2 separate regions of the Homo sapiens genome follow, and region 2 is linked to region 1. Evidence: read pairs that join two places in POLR2A ChIA-PET (ENCODE). Cell type or tissue: CD4-positive, alpha-beta T cell. All regions are shown on one strand. Links, peaks and the distances in the headings refer to the core of each region. The heading gives the core; the rest is flanking DNA.

Region 1 (7,507 bases), core at 3,000-5,499:
AGTTCCACCACCTGGAGCTCTGCAGCTGGCCTGACACACTGACCCTGAGTTCACCCTACCATAGACCTACAGGAACTCTTAGGAATCACCAAATCCAACCTCCATTGTACAGATGGGGAAACTGAGGTTTAGAGTGGACATCTGACACTGGAAGGTACAGTCAAGATTTCATAGTCCAATTTGTGATAGCCAGCCTCCAAGGTGTCCCCTGATGAGTCTCGTCTCCTGGTATTCACAGCCTTGAATGGTCGGTCTCCTCCCATACTGACTAGGGTTGACCCGGGTAACTAACAGGATACTGTGGAAATGACAGTATGTGACTTTCAGAGCTAGACTATGAAAGATACTGCAGTTTCCAACTTGCTGTTTTGGATCTCTTGCTCTGGGGGAAGACATCTACTGTGTTACAAAGGCACTCAAGCAGCCCTATGGAGTGGTCCACGTGGCCTCCTGCCATCAGCCCTATAAGTGAGCTTGGAAGCAAATCTTCCAGCCCAAGTCAAGCCTTCAGATGGCTGCAGCCCTAGCTGACATCCTGACTGCAACCTAATGAGAGATCCCTGAGCCAAGACCACCTAGCTAAGCTGGTCCTAAATTCTTGATCCACAGAAACTGTGTGATAACATGTGTTTAGTGTTGTTTTAGGCTGCTAAAGTTGTTTTGCAGCAATAGATAAGCAATACAAATTTCCTCTGGAAACACGTTGAGTTTGCTTGTATACTTCCAGAAATGGGCAAATTACTACCTCACAAAGCAGTCTGTTCTACCACTGGGCAGCTCAGACTATCGGTCTCCTTGAGGTTTCTTCTTTGGCCCCAGCTTTGCCCTCTGGGATTATAGGTAACACAAGCTCCCTTTGCCCTTGGTTGGCCATGCAGGGATTGCATTCTGCTATGGTCTGACTGTTCGTCCTCTCTAAAACTCATGTTGAAATTTAATTGCCATTGTGACAGTCTTGGGAGGTGGGACTTTAAAGATGTGTTTAGGTCATGAGGGCTCTGTCTCATGAATGATATTGCAGGAGTGGGTTCACCTCCTCTTTCCATTGTTTCTCTCTCTCTTTGACCTTCTGCCATGTGATGCCTTCCACCATGTTATGACATAGCAAGAAGGCCCTCGCCAGATGCCAGCACCTTGACTTGGACTTCCCAGCCTCCAGAACTGTGAGCCAATTCATTTCTGTTCATTATACATTACCCAGCCTGTGGTATTCTGTTACAGTAGCACAAAATGGACTAAGACATATCCGCTCTGGCTGTCTCTTCTTCTGCCAGCTACACAGCCTTGGGCAAATCCACCCCTCTTTCTGTCCTCTTTTCTCAGAGGACAAGGCTCTAGGTTTCTACTCATTCTGTGCTCTCTTTAAGCCATGTACTAGATTATCACAGAGTTGAGTGGCAAAGAGGAAGTAATACCAGCTACAGAATCCAACACACCCAGGCTAAAAGCCCAATTCCTCCACCATCTGTGTGAACTTTGAGTATGTTGCTTCCCCTCTCTGAGCCATTGTTAAGATGAAGGTAGTAACAGAGGGTGACTAGGAGGAGTAAATGAATTACTGTATTTAATAAAAAAAAATTTTTTTTTATGAGACAGGGTCTTGCCCTATCACCCAGGCTGGAGTTTGTGATCATAGCCACTACAGCTTGGAATTCCTGGGCTCAAGAAATCCTCCTGCCTCAGCCTCCCAAGTAGCTGGGACTACTGGCATGCACCACCATGTCCAGCTAATTTTTTAATATTTTGTAGAGACAGGGTCTCACTGTGCTGCCCAGGCTGGTCTTGAACCCCTGGGTTCAAGCAATCTTCCCATCTTGATCTCCCAAAGTGCTGGGATGACAGGCATGAGCCACTGCCTGAATTACTGTAATGATGATGATAGCAGTAGTAACAGCAACTATTTCATTCATGAGGCACATATGATCCAACAGACACTTGACACGCATTAGCCCATTTAACAGACCCAAAGTGTAGGTGAGATTATGCCTTTTCTTTTATAGAGGAGGAAACTGAGTCCAGAGAAGCAAAGTGACTTGCCCAGTTGGTAAGTGGTAGAGATGAGTTTTGAACCCCAAATGACTCTGACCAGGTTGAGGGATATCCTGAGTAACAGGTAGTTCCTTTTTGTCAGCCTATTCCCATCAGTAGAGCCCTAGCACGGAACCTGGGGCCAGGTTTGCATCTGCGCTGACTTGGGGGCCCTCCCACTGGCATGACATGTGTCTTCCTGGCCCTGCTCATTTGCAGTTGTAAATGGTTTCACAATTCATCTACTGAACACAGATGTAGCATGAACTGACACCCCCAACCCTGGCCCTGCCACTGTCTCCAGCTTTCTCTCACACCCCGCTCCTAGTCATTCACTCGGCTCCAGCCACACTGGTTTGCCAGATCCTTCAACTCACCAAGCACTTTCCTCCCTCAGGGCGTTCACATTGGCTGTACCTCTTTCTAGAATACTTTTCCCGATTCAGGTCTTGGCACAGACGTCACCTCCTCAGGGAGGCCTTCCCTGATCCTTCAGTCTACAGTGGGTGCTCCCTCTTTTTCTCTGTCACAGCAGCCTGTGTGTTTTGTAAAACTCGTCTCTGTCAAAAGCGGTCTTCATTTATGTGCTTATTGTTGCTGCCCTCTTCCCAGATTGTGAGCTCTGCCAGAGGGGAGAGACTGACCTATCTTATTCAAGGCTGTGTCCCCAACGCTAACCACGATGCTGGCACCCAGCAGCTACTGAGGGACTGTTTGTCAGATGAGTGAACATGAACTTCCTTGCTCAGCACTAGGGCACTGGGGGAGAAGCAGGAAGGGCAATGTTGCAAACCCATTCCGCAGGTGAGGACACACAGCCCGGGAGGGAAAAGCCGCCTGCCTGAGGTGACACCAGGGCTAAGCAGCAGCACGTGGCAAAGACTGGGGGCTCCCCTCTCAGCTCAGAGCCCCCTCCTCAGCCAGGACTGTCTGGACCCGCCAGGGAGGCAGCTGGATGCTAATTGATATTCTGCCCGGGACTGCTTGGAATGGAATAAAATATTTATCTGTGGCTGGAGGTTTGCAGAGGACATTTAAGATGGATCGCGTTCTCATGTGCCTATGAAATCTAATTGGATTCATTGTAGGATATTTGGTTTCTCGGAACAGGCATATCATTTTCTCAGGGAGCGGCAGCCTCTGCCGCCCAGGATTGGATGGGTGCTGTTTTGGCCTCAGGCTGCCCAATTGGCCGGGGCCAGGTTAGGTCTCTGGTTGCTGGGCGGGTGGGGGACTGGAGGAGGGGTGGTGGCAGGAGGAGTTTGACTGGCCTCTCTGTGGGATGGCCTGATTTCCTCTGAGGTTCCCAGCCACAGAAAGCCAGTTTTTCCGGCAAAGGGGGGAATTCCTCAAGAAAGCACATTGCCCCTCACCTCTGATTCCCCGCTGGCCCCCCAGCGCCCGGTGACAGCTGCCTGGTGGCCTCCAAAACATCTCGAAACTCCGCACCTGGTTTTCATCGCCATTGCCACAGCCACCCCCTCCTTCACTCCCATTCCCCTGTTCCAGGCACGTCACTGGTCTTCTGCCCCCAGATTCCCCCCACTCCAGAGTGCGAAAGATCTTCCTAAAGTATATGTTTCAAGTTCTGCCTCCCACTTTCCATACGAACAAAGGCAAGCCTCTTCCCCACCCCCAGCCTCAGTTTCCCCATCAGAAAGGAAGGAGTTGGGCTGCAATGTTCCCAACCCCATCCAACCCCCTCAGACCCCAAATGCCATTTTTATAGAAAATATTTTGTAATGTCCCCTTTTATTCTCCTGAAATAAAATTCATAGATCATATTACCTACCTACACACGTAATTTAAAAACATACAATGCCCTAACTGAAATATAAAGGAGAAGTGAAAGGAAAGTAATTTATAATACGACTCATATTGTAAAGCACAATGCTGGGACACAACTCGTCAAGAAGGCGTAATGAAGGAATCAGATGCCAGCACCTACCCACAGAATCTGTGACAGTTACAAATGCAGACAGAGAAAGATGTGCTGTTGAATCAGCTGCTCAAATATCGCTGGTACCACAAGCTAGAGGGGATGATCCTTCCAAAATGGTGACCAACTCTTGGTAAAATTCTGAACCAACAGAAGAAGCACATCCTTTCTTTGGCATTCATGACAGTTACATTCCTGGTATATTAAAACTGGGTAAAAAGGTACTTCAAGCTTGTATACAAAATATAGTGAGGGTCCAGGATCAGGGAGTTACAAACAGGTTTTTTGTTTGTTTGTTTCAGTTTCGTTATTTTTGCCTACAGGAATGGCTGGCAGGACATTTGAAAGTCACATGGAACGCAGCTGGGACAATTCTTCATTGTGAAAGTTTGGCCTGAATGTTACCAGTTTCCTGCCCTCTAAAAGCTAGTAGCCCCTGCTCAGTTACTGTGGTAACAAAAATAGCCCCTGGGAGGCGCTGCTGTGCCCTTGAGAGCCTCGGGACTACAGCCTGACTAGCAGATTCAGAGCTCACCACCAGCTGTATTTCCTACACCTGTGGCAGACATAACTAATGGAAACCTCACGTTCTCATTGATGGGATAAGGCCTGGAATCCTCGAATCTGCACTCTATGCAACCCACTGGAATTAGCTCATGAGCTGAAACTTGGCTCAAAGTTGAAACTCATTCAACTCTTACAAATACTTACAGAATTTGACAGAGCTAACTGAAGGGTCTGCGAGGTTCTTTAGCTTCACTTTCAAGGCTCCAGGCTTCCCTGCCCCTCCCCAGCTCAAGGCCCACCCATAGCTCCCCAGTGCTGGCAGCAGGCAGTTCTGTCCCTTGGCTGGCCATTCCCAGCTCTCTCTGGGTTGGTCCAACAATGACAGACACAGGCAGAGCACTTCAGAGATTGCAAAGCAGGCATGATCTTATTTTTTCTTACACAGAATGTGAGGCAGGCAGAGCAAGGGCATGGGTCTCATTTTATAGATAAGGAAACCAAGGCTCTTCGGGTGGAAGTGACTTGCCCAAGGCCACAGAGCTAGGAAGTAGTCAGCACTGGAACCCAATTCTCTTGAATGTAAAGCCCTCATCTTGTCCAGCCTGTGCTTTTTATGTTTTTGTTTTTGTTTTCTTGGTTGTTGTTGTTTGTTTGTTTTTTGAGACAGAGTCTCACTCTGTTGCTCAGGCTAGAGTGCAACCTCCAGCAACCTCCTGGCTCACTGCAACTCCGCCTCCTGGGTTCAAGAAATTCTTGTGCCTCAGGCTCCCAGGTAGCTGGGATTACAGATATGCACCACCATGCCTAGCTAATTTTTGTATTTTTGGTAGACACAGGGTTTTGCCTTGTTGCCCAGACTGGTCTTGAACTGCTGACCTCAAGTGATCCACCCGCCTCAGCCTCCCAAAGTGCTGGGATTACAGGTGTGAGCCACCGCGCCTGGCCAGCCTTGCTGTGTATTAGGTAATCCAAGCTCCAGTCACAGCCAGCCACACGTTATTCTCCAGCAACTCCCATCATACCCAGGAACCACAGCATAGTGGCTGAGAATGTGGGAGCCAGAGTCAGACTGTATCTGGCTGACTTCCAATCCTGACTCTACCATTTGGAGCTGTGTGACCTTGGGCAGGTTACTCAACCTCTCTGGTTTCCATTTCCTCATCTATAAATGGAGATAATGGTATCTATCTCACAGAGCTGTTAAAGGGGGTTAAACGAGGCAATCACATAGAACATTCAGCATAGTGCCTAGCAAGCAATAAGAGCTTAATGGATCTTGGCTGGTATTATTGCTTCCACAGCTCCTGCCACCTGATGTACTCTTCTCTACGGCTGTGTTAGTAATATCTTCTCTCATAAACATCACTCCTTTGACCCTGCCACCTCCACCAGACTGATCTTACCTCACCCTGATTCCTAGCAAATTTTATCAGTGTTTCCATTTTTGCCAAGAGTTACTCCATACCTCCATGCCTTTGCCCATGCTGTTCCCTCTGGGTGGAATGCTTTTCCCATCTTGTCTCCTAGCCTAACACTTACATCTTTAAGTAGTAACTCCTCCAGAAGGCCTTCCCTGAGACACACAGACCGGATCAGGAATCTCCTCTTGGGTCCGACAGCCCTTGGTTCTCTCTAACACACCAGAATTGTCACTGGACATCAAGAACAGAGAAAAGTTTGAACCCCAAAATTAGCAAATACGTGTTTTTTCAAACACATATGTAACATTTACAAAAATTGGCAAAGTTTTTTTGTCGCCCAGGCTGGAGTGCAATGGCACAATCTCAGCTCACCGCAACCTCTGCCTCCCAGGTTCAAGCGATTCTCTTGCCTCAGCCTCCTGAGTAGCTGGGATTACAGGCGCCCGCCACCACATCTGGCTAATTTTTGTATTTTAGTAGAGACAGGGTTTCACCATGTTGGCCAGGCTAGTCTCGAACTCCTGACCTCAGGTGATCCACCCACCTCATCCTCCCAAAGTGCTGGGATTACAGGCGTAAGCCACCATGCCTGGCCTAATTTGCCAAGTTTTAAGCTGCAAAGCCAATCTCAACGAATACCAAAGAAACAATGCAGTAACAAAAGATAACTGAAAATTACCCATACGTTTGAAATTTAAAAAACATCTATTTCTAAATAACTCGTGGGCTGAGGAAGAAACCAAAAGGAAAATGAGAAAAGACTTAGAAATGAATGATAATGACAATACAATATATCAAAATTTGAGGGATGCAGCTAAAGTTGTATCTAGAGACGTATAGTCTTCAGTGTTTATATTAAAAAAAGAAAAGAAAAAAACAAACTGAAAAGCAATATGATAAACAACTCCAAAAGTTAGAAAAGAAACACCAAAATAAATCCAAAGAAGGGAGAAGGGTGGGAGTGCCTGCCAATTTCCACATATGCCTCCCTTATGGCACTGGGGAGTATCTTTGGGTCCTGCAGGCTGGCCAGGGCGTGACACGGAAGGGCTGTTAGTGAATGTCAGTTGAATGCATGCTCTGGATAGAATAGCTTTGGTTTCTCGCTATTTCGTTTCTGTGTCAGTGTTTCTCAAGTTGGGTTCCCAGAACCCCTGAATTAGGACTCACCCAAGTCTAAATGGAGTGAGACCCCAGAACTTACATTTTCTAACAAGCTCTCAGGCGAGTCCATGTGTACTGATCCTTACTCCATGGCAAGGGAGTACAGGGCTGCCTCAGGGAAACTTACAAGGTCAGGCGTGTCTGTTAAGGGAACCCGCCCTTCCCCTTAGGGACCTTCTTCCCCACTGATGTTTTTGTTACCAGCTCCATACCACTTAGAGATAATCATGTCTCAAATCTAAGCCTCAGTTTACCTGCCTGGAATATGGGAATAAAGATGGTTCTTCCTCTGCAGCTTCAGGTGCCTCAAGGTTTTTCTTCCCAGAAACTCCTCCCTGGGGCACAGGTCAACTTCCTGTTCCATGGTGGGTTGTCACTCTTTAAAAGGGCACAGCTCTCAAAAACCACTCTCCCTCTTCTGAATCATTTGAATGCAACCGCCCTGAGA
Region 2 (7,507 bases), core at 2,436-4,935, 150 kb after region 1:
AACACTTTTTAACGTCACTGGGACATAAATCACCTTAATCTCAGCATATCAATACTGAATATTTAAAAAATACTTTTGAAATAGGATAATATTTTGCAAACAAATGCATTTATCTAAAACAAAAAGCACACCTACTGGGTGTTTTTCTTCAAACACAAAATAAAGCATGAACACTTTAATCATTTAATCTGTGTATTATGAAATTCTAAATTACTTTAGTCACACATGTGAAAGCTTTTCTTAAACCTAAGTTAAATAAATTGAGTTCAGTTAGGTCACCTCGAGAAATTCAAAATATCAAGGTAGGTAGCTATGTCACTATCTTATCCTATTTTTTTAGCTAGACCAAAAAGATGACATTTCCTAATTTTTTCAATTCCCAAATAATTATTCAACTTAGAATGAAACTAGCAATAGGTAGAAGATTTTGTTTCCACTTGCAGCAGAAGAAAGTGGTGTTAAAAGCAAGACTATTGTTTCACAATGATGACCAGGAAGGTAAAAAGCAGCATAAATGAGATCACCTGAGGTCAGTTTGAAAAATCTGGGATGTTTCATCTGGGGCTCTAATCATATACAGGAGCCCACCATAGGCTTTAGAATGTAAAGCTCAGCCTTGCCTTTCACTAGCTCTGTTGATTTTGAGCAAATTATGTGACCTTCCTGAGCCTGCTTCCTCATCTATATAATGGGATTAGAGACCTAGCTTCTAGCACTGTTGTGAGGGCTCAATGAGACTAAGCATGCAAAAGAGATAGCTAATGGCAAGAGGTGTAGGAGTAGGCAGGCAAATTTATCATAGTGGGCATCGTGATAAAAATACCATAGACCTCATCGTCAGAGTTGGTGTTTTCCCTCAAGAGTTAAAGATGAACACACATTTAGAATACTAGCAACAAAGGAAGTTGGAAAGCATATACGGCCTATTGTAACTAGAAGTATTTTTAAAAACAGGTTAGATGACTATATGCCTAAGTACTACGTAATCAACAATAAAAATCCTTATTTTGTACATAACTCACTTTCTAACATATCATTAAATTCAGATTATCCTTTCATTGGTTTTAAATGAATTATGGTGACTTACGTTGCTTTAAATAAAAGAAAAAACTGCATCTATTTTTGTAAAACAAATCCCTTTTATTCAAGTGAAATCCAAGGGATTTGTAAAAACCAGTGGCTTCTATTCAAAAGGGCCTCACATGGGAAAGTTGAAAAAAAATTAATGGCTAAGAGAATTCCATTACGCGGCTGATTTTATCCATGCTAATGTGGCTGTCTTTAAGTGCTCACACACACAAACACCAGTCCCTCTCCATGGGTAGTAGCCATTTAAGCTCCTAAGTAAGACAGCCAGTTCCACTTACTTGACTACCTGGGAGGGCAGGCGGCTGGCTGAGGAAGGCTTTTATGGGCTGATTCATTCAGTCACAAATGCCCTGAGTGAATGCCTCTGTGTGGAGAACTGGACTCTCACTGCCAACATGGCATCAACGTGACTCTCCATTAAAAAAAAAAAAAAAGTTTTACAATATCCTTCTCCACATTGTGCCTTTTGAAATCTCAGTCATCCCTCAAGTGCATGGTCAAATGCCCCCACCTTCCACCCTTGCATAAAGCCTCAAATCTCAACCCCAGTCAGAATTAACCACTCCCTCTTTGGTGCTCCTAACGCCCTTTGATCAGACTCCACTGTTTATACCTATGATATTTACATTGTCACAAGAATTATGAACTCTATCCATCTAAAAACACCCAATAACACCAAATGACATAAATGTTAGGCCTTGACAACATATTGATGATAACCAGATGTGAGTTGGGTGGATCACCTGAAGTCAGGAGTTCGAGACCAGCCTGGCCAACATGGCGAAACCTCATCTCTACTAAAAATACAAAAAAATTAGGTTGGCGTGGTGGTGCACACCTGTAATCCCAGCTACTTGGGAGGCTGAGGCCAGAGAATCACTTGAACCCGGGAGGCAGAGGTTGCAGTGAGCCGAGATCGCGCCATTGTACTCCAGCCTGGGTTACAGACCAAGACTATGTCTCAAAAAAAAAAAAAAAAGAAGAAGAAGAAGATAACCAGATGAACAAAAAATAGGCCTCGTGTAAAAGGAGCCCATGACTCAGTGCGGGAGTCAGGCAGACAATATATTAGTTTCAGCAAGCACATCTCATGCAATATAATAGCGACAAGTTCAAAGTAAGCTAAGAGTAGGGAAAGGGGAGAGTGAAAGAGAGACAGAGATTGAGACAGAGAGAGGAGGGATGGCTTGACAGAGAGGGATGCCTTGAGGGCATGTTGTAGAATGAGCAAATATGTACCAGGGAGAGGGAAAATCAGGTTCCGGCAAGAAGGTATGAAACATGGGTATAAAGTTTCAATTATGCAGGATGAAGAAGTTCTAGAGATCTGCTGGATGGCATGATGCTTATGGTTAATACTGTACTGAACACTGAAAATCTGTTAAGAGGGCATATATGTTAAATTGTGTTTTTTTTTACCACAATTTTATTTTTATTATTTTTTTTTGAGACAAAGTCTCACTGTTTTTGCCCAGGCTGGAGTGTAGTGGTGCAATCTCGAATCACTGCAACCTCTGCTTCCCCAGTTCAAGAGATTCTCCTGCCTCAGCCTCCTGAGTAGCTGGGACTAGAGGCGCCCACCACCATGCCTGGCTAATTTTTGTATTTTTAGTAGACATGGGGGTTTCACCATGTTGGCCAGGCTGGTCTCTAACTCCTGACCTCAAGTGATCCTCCAGCCTCGGCCTCCCAAAGTGCTGAGATCACAGGCGTGAGCCACCATGGACCAGCTGTTTTTTACAACAATTTTTTTTTTTAAAAAGCATGAAACAGCATAACCTGTCCAGGAACCTGCAAAGAGACCACTGTTGCTGGAGTTGATGGGGGAAAACGGAGAGGAAAGAGAAGCTGGAGAACAGGATAAGAAGCCAGATCAGAATGGCCTTTGCGACCAATGTTTAGGCTTTTAATTTTCCACGCAATGAGGAGCCACAGAGAAGCAGGATCACAGCTGCATTATGGAGCAGCACCTCAGGTGGCAGTGTGGGAGAGAGATGGGGTAACTGGTAAGCACGGAGGCTGGTAAACTCCGATGCAGTCTAGGTGAGACCAAAAGGCCGGGGCTAGGGAAATGGTACTAGGGCAGGACTGCCTTCTAAAACACTTACTGCTACCTGCTTACTGCTATTTGGTTAGTTAACTTTCTGTTAACTTTCTCAAAATACAAGAGTCTGCTATCTGGAGTTACTTGGCTAGTTAACTTTCTGTTAACTTTCTCAAATTACAAGAGTCAAGACAATGACTCTGTCTTGCTCACAGCTATATTCCCAGTTCTAGAACAGAGTCTTCTATACAGCAGATGCTCAGCAATTACCTGCTAAATCAATGAACAAATCCCTTGAGGGCAGGAACCCTGGCTAACTCACATGTATATATATTCCTCAACACTTTCAGTAGAATGTTATATATGAAGAATGCTCAAAGACATGTGTTTTTTGTTTTGTTTTGTTTTGTTTTGGCACATGCCCTGGATTTTTCCAAATAATGACATCGAATTTTCTTGGTGAAAAGTTCAAAGACTGAATGTTTCCAACCATCAGCTTTGCACAACCCACCTGGGCATCTAGCAATCCAGCTGGGCACTTTCTGCTTTGTAAATCATTGCTGGCAACAAAGCCTGGCAATTATAGAGCTCAGCTGCTGGTTGTGCTAACAATGGTCTGGACAGCCAGCAACACCGTGGCCCTCCTGTGTCTGTGCGACGCATCAACGTGCATCAGGAGGGAAGCAGCCACTGCCAGAGGCAAGTTAGCAGGCTAATGCCTCCTCACACTGCCTCACAACCCATAACCAGTACCTTTGGGGAAAATTTTCCCCACAGAGGAAGGACAAAGGGGTTTAATTTCTCTGTTATATGAAGAACCAGTAAAAGGACAGTTTTATAGCTCTTCTGAGTGGAACAGACCAGGCTCAAATCATGCGCTTGACTGACTCATTGCCATGGTTTACACAGGTCCTTCAACTGCCAGCTTTAAGTCAGATGCCTGCTCACAGGGACTCATCCAACAGTAGGTTGGCTTTAGAAAAGCGTTCTGTACCTCTGAGAAACAGGACCTCGATGAAGTCTTCACTGATGTCAATCAAGAATCCTTTCTGGGGGATTCACACTGTGTTCACTACACAAGGGCATAAGCACAGGCAGGAAACCAAGACTCAGGCCTGGGTACAAATCCTGACCTCCACCTGCCAGCTGTATGACTTCAAGTAAGTGATTTAACCATTCTCAAGTGTTCCCATTTGTAAAATGGGAATAATACCCCCATCTTACAAGGCTCCAAAGGGATTCAATGAGTGAACAGGGTCTCACTCTGTTGCCCAGGCTGGAGTGCAGTGGCACGATCATAATCATTGCTCACTATAGCCTCAAACTCCTGGGCTAAGTGATCCTCCTGTCTCAGCCTCCCAAGTGGCTAGGACTACAGGTGCACATGACCATACCTGGCCAATTTTTTAATTTTTGGAGAGACGGGGTCTCACTATATTGCCCAAGCTGGTCTTTAATTCCTGGGCTCAAGTGATCCTCCTGCCTTCACCTCCCAAAGTGTTGGGATTACAGTCATGAACCACCACGCCCAGCCCCAATATTTAACGAATGCTCGTCCCTTCTGTTACCCCGAGTGGGATTGGAAGGTTGGTGAAAGGCTGCCTTATATGGAGCAGGCCTCATGGGGGTATTACACACAGGGAGAAGAAAGAAGCTCATGGGAGGGAAAGTATGGAAACTGACAGTGGCAGCTTCTGCCTCTTCTATTCTTGAGAAAGTTACACAATGTGAGTGACAGAGGCTGTCCCAAGTACATAAAGGACTAATCTGTTTGCAAAGGGAGGAAATAGCATAGGATGAAGATTGTAAGTTGTTTGAAGCTTCTTTCCTAATTACCACTCATAATGAAAATTTAATTGCCAAGTTAAAAGCAAATTTCACTTTTTCTGTCATAGAATCTCTGCAGAAACTGGCACATTTTGTTTGAACAGGAAATCAAAGTTATTTTAATGCTTAAATGAGATCTAAGGAGCTGCAGATGTTTCACTGGGAATAACAAACTTCAAAATTCTGCTTTACTGGGTTGTAGCAATTCATGGCTACAGGGAGAAAGAAACGCTGTTTTAAGCTGAGTAAACCAAAGCAGTGGGAGGAATTCAAATCCAAGTACCCCAGTGTTAGGCACTCTGGGGACGAGGTGTAGGGAGAGGGTGGTACAGAGAGAAAATTTCTGGCATAGAGGCACTTACAATTGAGTAAGAGAGAGAAAAGCAGGAAATATCCCAAGACTAGGAAACTGAAATTTAAAAATTTTGGGGTCATGGAAGAATAGCGAGAAACAAAACACATACTGTTGCCTCAATTCTGACCCACATGTGCATCAGCTCAGTCAGAAAGACTGCTCACCTGTAAGGTGCTGGTGAGGAAGTTGTCTTGGGAGACAATGTCTACGAAGAAGTCAGCGGGGATCTCACCAAGCTGGTGGTACAGGATGGAGATGAGGTTGATGTAGAGGGTGTGGTGCTTCATCATGGCTGCTTCTGACCGGCACAGGAGGTTCAGGAGCCGCTTCCAATGCTCAAATGCCTCGTACACATTCCCCAGCAGGAAGCACACAAAAGCAAACTGGAGTTCACCTGAAAGGTGCAGAGAGGAGAAGTGATTCTGAGGGAGAGGAGGACCAGCTGACACTCTCCATCACTATTCACAAGGCCATGAATTCCACTGGACCTCAGCAACAGATGAGCTTTTATCCTTGTCACTCCTGCAGAGCCTGGCAGGAGATTTTGCACCTAACAGGTACTCAATAGATGTCTGCTGAACCGCTATGAATTCAAGCCATGGGAAACCAACCTGTGGCTTTGGATTTCTATAAAATCAGACTGCTAGAGAAGAGGTATTCCCAGTATTTGCCTGGCATTTTAAGTTTACAAAATGTGTTCATGGATATTATGCCAAGTGGATTTCAAACCTGGCTGCCCATCAGAATCACTGAGAGTCTGTTAAAAGTAAAGCTACCCAAGCTTCACCCTCAGAGGTTCTGGTGGAGGAGAGATGATGGGGCCTTCGTATCTGTAGCTCTAACAAGCTCCCCAGGTGATTCTAATGTGGATGGTCTGCTCCAGGGTCAGGAAATACTGCACTATACCATGTAACCCTCAGCCCAACTCCACAAGGCGATCAGGAAGATGGTATTTGCCTCATTTCATAGATAAGGTCAAGGGCTTGCCCAAGGCCACACATCTAATGCTTCACAATGTGGGCAACGGAAAGATAAAACAGATTCTCCATTGGGTGGGAACAGTTCTGGAACCTCCCACAAAAGAAAAATTCATGAGTACTTATTCCAGGGTCAGCCTGCCAGGCAGATTATTTTTGTTTGCTTAACCACAGGGCTCTGTGATTTAATCTCTATGAGCAGCTTGGTGGCTAAGAGCATGGGCTCTGGAGCCAAACTGCCTAGCTTCAAATCTTAGCTCTGCCACTTAGCAGCTGTGTGACCTTGGGCAAGTTACTCAATCTATTAAGGCCTCAATTTCCTTATTTGAGGGTTGTAGCAAAGATTACATGAATGGATATAGTACATGTATAGCATTTAGAATAAGACCTGGCACAAAGTAGCACTCAAAAAATATTATGTTCCCAATTTCTATCAGATGCCCATCTCAAACAGAGACCTGATGATCCAGACACCACTGTCCCTGGGCAAGTAACTGGGTCTCTGGTTACCACAGAATACTGCTCCTCATCACAGGCATTCTCTCTACTTCAAAGGTGGCTGGAAATTTAATGAGGTATACATACATGTGGGCCATAAAAAGAAGAGATGTACTCAACACCAAATACCTCTTTAAATGCATGGCGTTTGATCTGTGCCACCTCCAGAGACCTGGAAAAACTAGCTCCCTGTTCCTAAGCATACGGAACTAAGTTTGATTTGTGTGAATAGCTACCTGGTTTAGAAATTTTGGATTTCTGACCAATATTTTCAAATATAGTCAAATTTTCTTTGTATAATATAGGTTAATGATTTGCTTCTTCAGCTGGCTTTACTTGGTTTGTGAAACTAAATATTAGCCTATTATTTGCGTTTAGGACATTTATTAAATTTGTGCATTTCTGACTTTATCTAAAATTAAATTATATTTTTCAAAGAGGTGTGATGTAGATTCAAAATTATCCCTGGACAGGTGCGGTGGCAGGGATAGTCCTAGCCCTTTGAGAGGTCAGTGGAGGAGGATTGCTTGAGTTCAGGAGTTTGAGACAAGCTTGGGCAACACAGGGAGACCCTATCTCAACCAAAAATAATTAGCTGGGCGTGGTGGCACACACCTGAAGTCCCACCTACTTGGGAGGCTGAGGTGGGAGGCTCAGTTGAGCCCAGGAGGTTGAGGCTGCAGTGAGTTGTGATCATGCCACTGTACTCCAGCCCAT

The links. Peaks named below come from ENCODE experiments on the same cell type or tissue, not always from the same donor. Only the 100,000 strongest peaks of a DNase experiment are listed, where the experiment ranks them.
Region 2: POLR2A ChIA-PET joins it to region 1 with 12 read pairs; 7 of 35 experiments call an interaction of 5 or more read pairs at or near these places.

Annotation. Positions count from the first base shown.
Region 1 is chr20:36,396,823-36,404,329 of GRCh38, reverse strand. The region is part of intron 2 of DLGAP4 (DLG associated protein 4); the gene reads right to left. Among named protein-coding and RNA genes, the nearest start is that of DLGAP4, 94 kb to the right of the region's middle. In CD4-positive, alpha-beta T cell, for the core only: no CTCF peak of the experiment used is centred there; a DNase peak (open chromatin) is centred at 4,459.
Region 2 is chr20:36,242,899-36,250,405 of GRCh38, reverse strand. It overlaps AAR2 (AAR2 splicing factor), which reads right to left. Exons shown (of 4, transcript NM_001271874.2): 3 at 5,480-5,709. Among named protein-coding and RNA genes, the nearest start is that of AAR2, 10 kb to the right of the region's middle. In CD4-positive, alpha-beta T cell, for the core only: no CTCF peak of the experiment used is centred there; no DNase peak of the experiment used is centred there.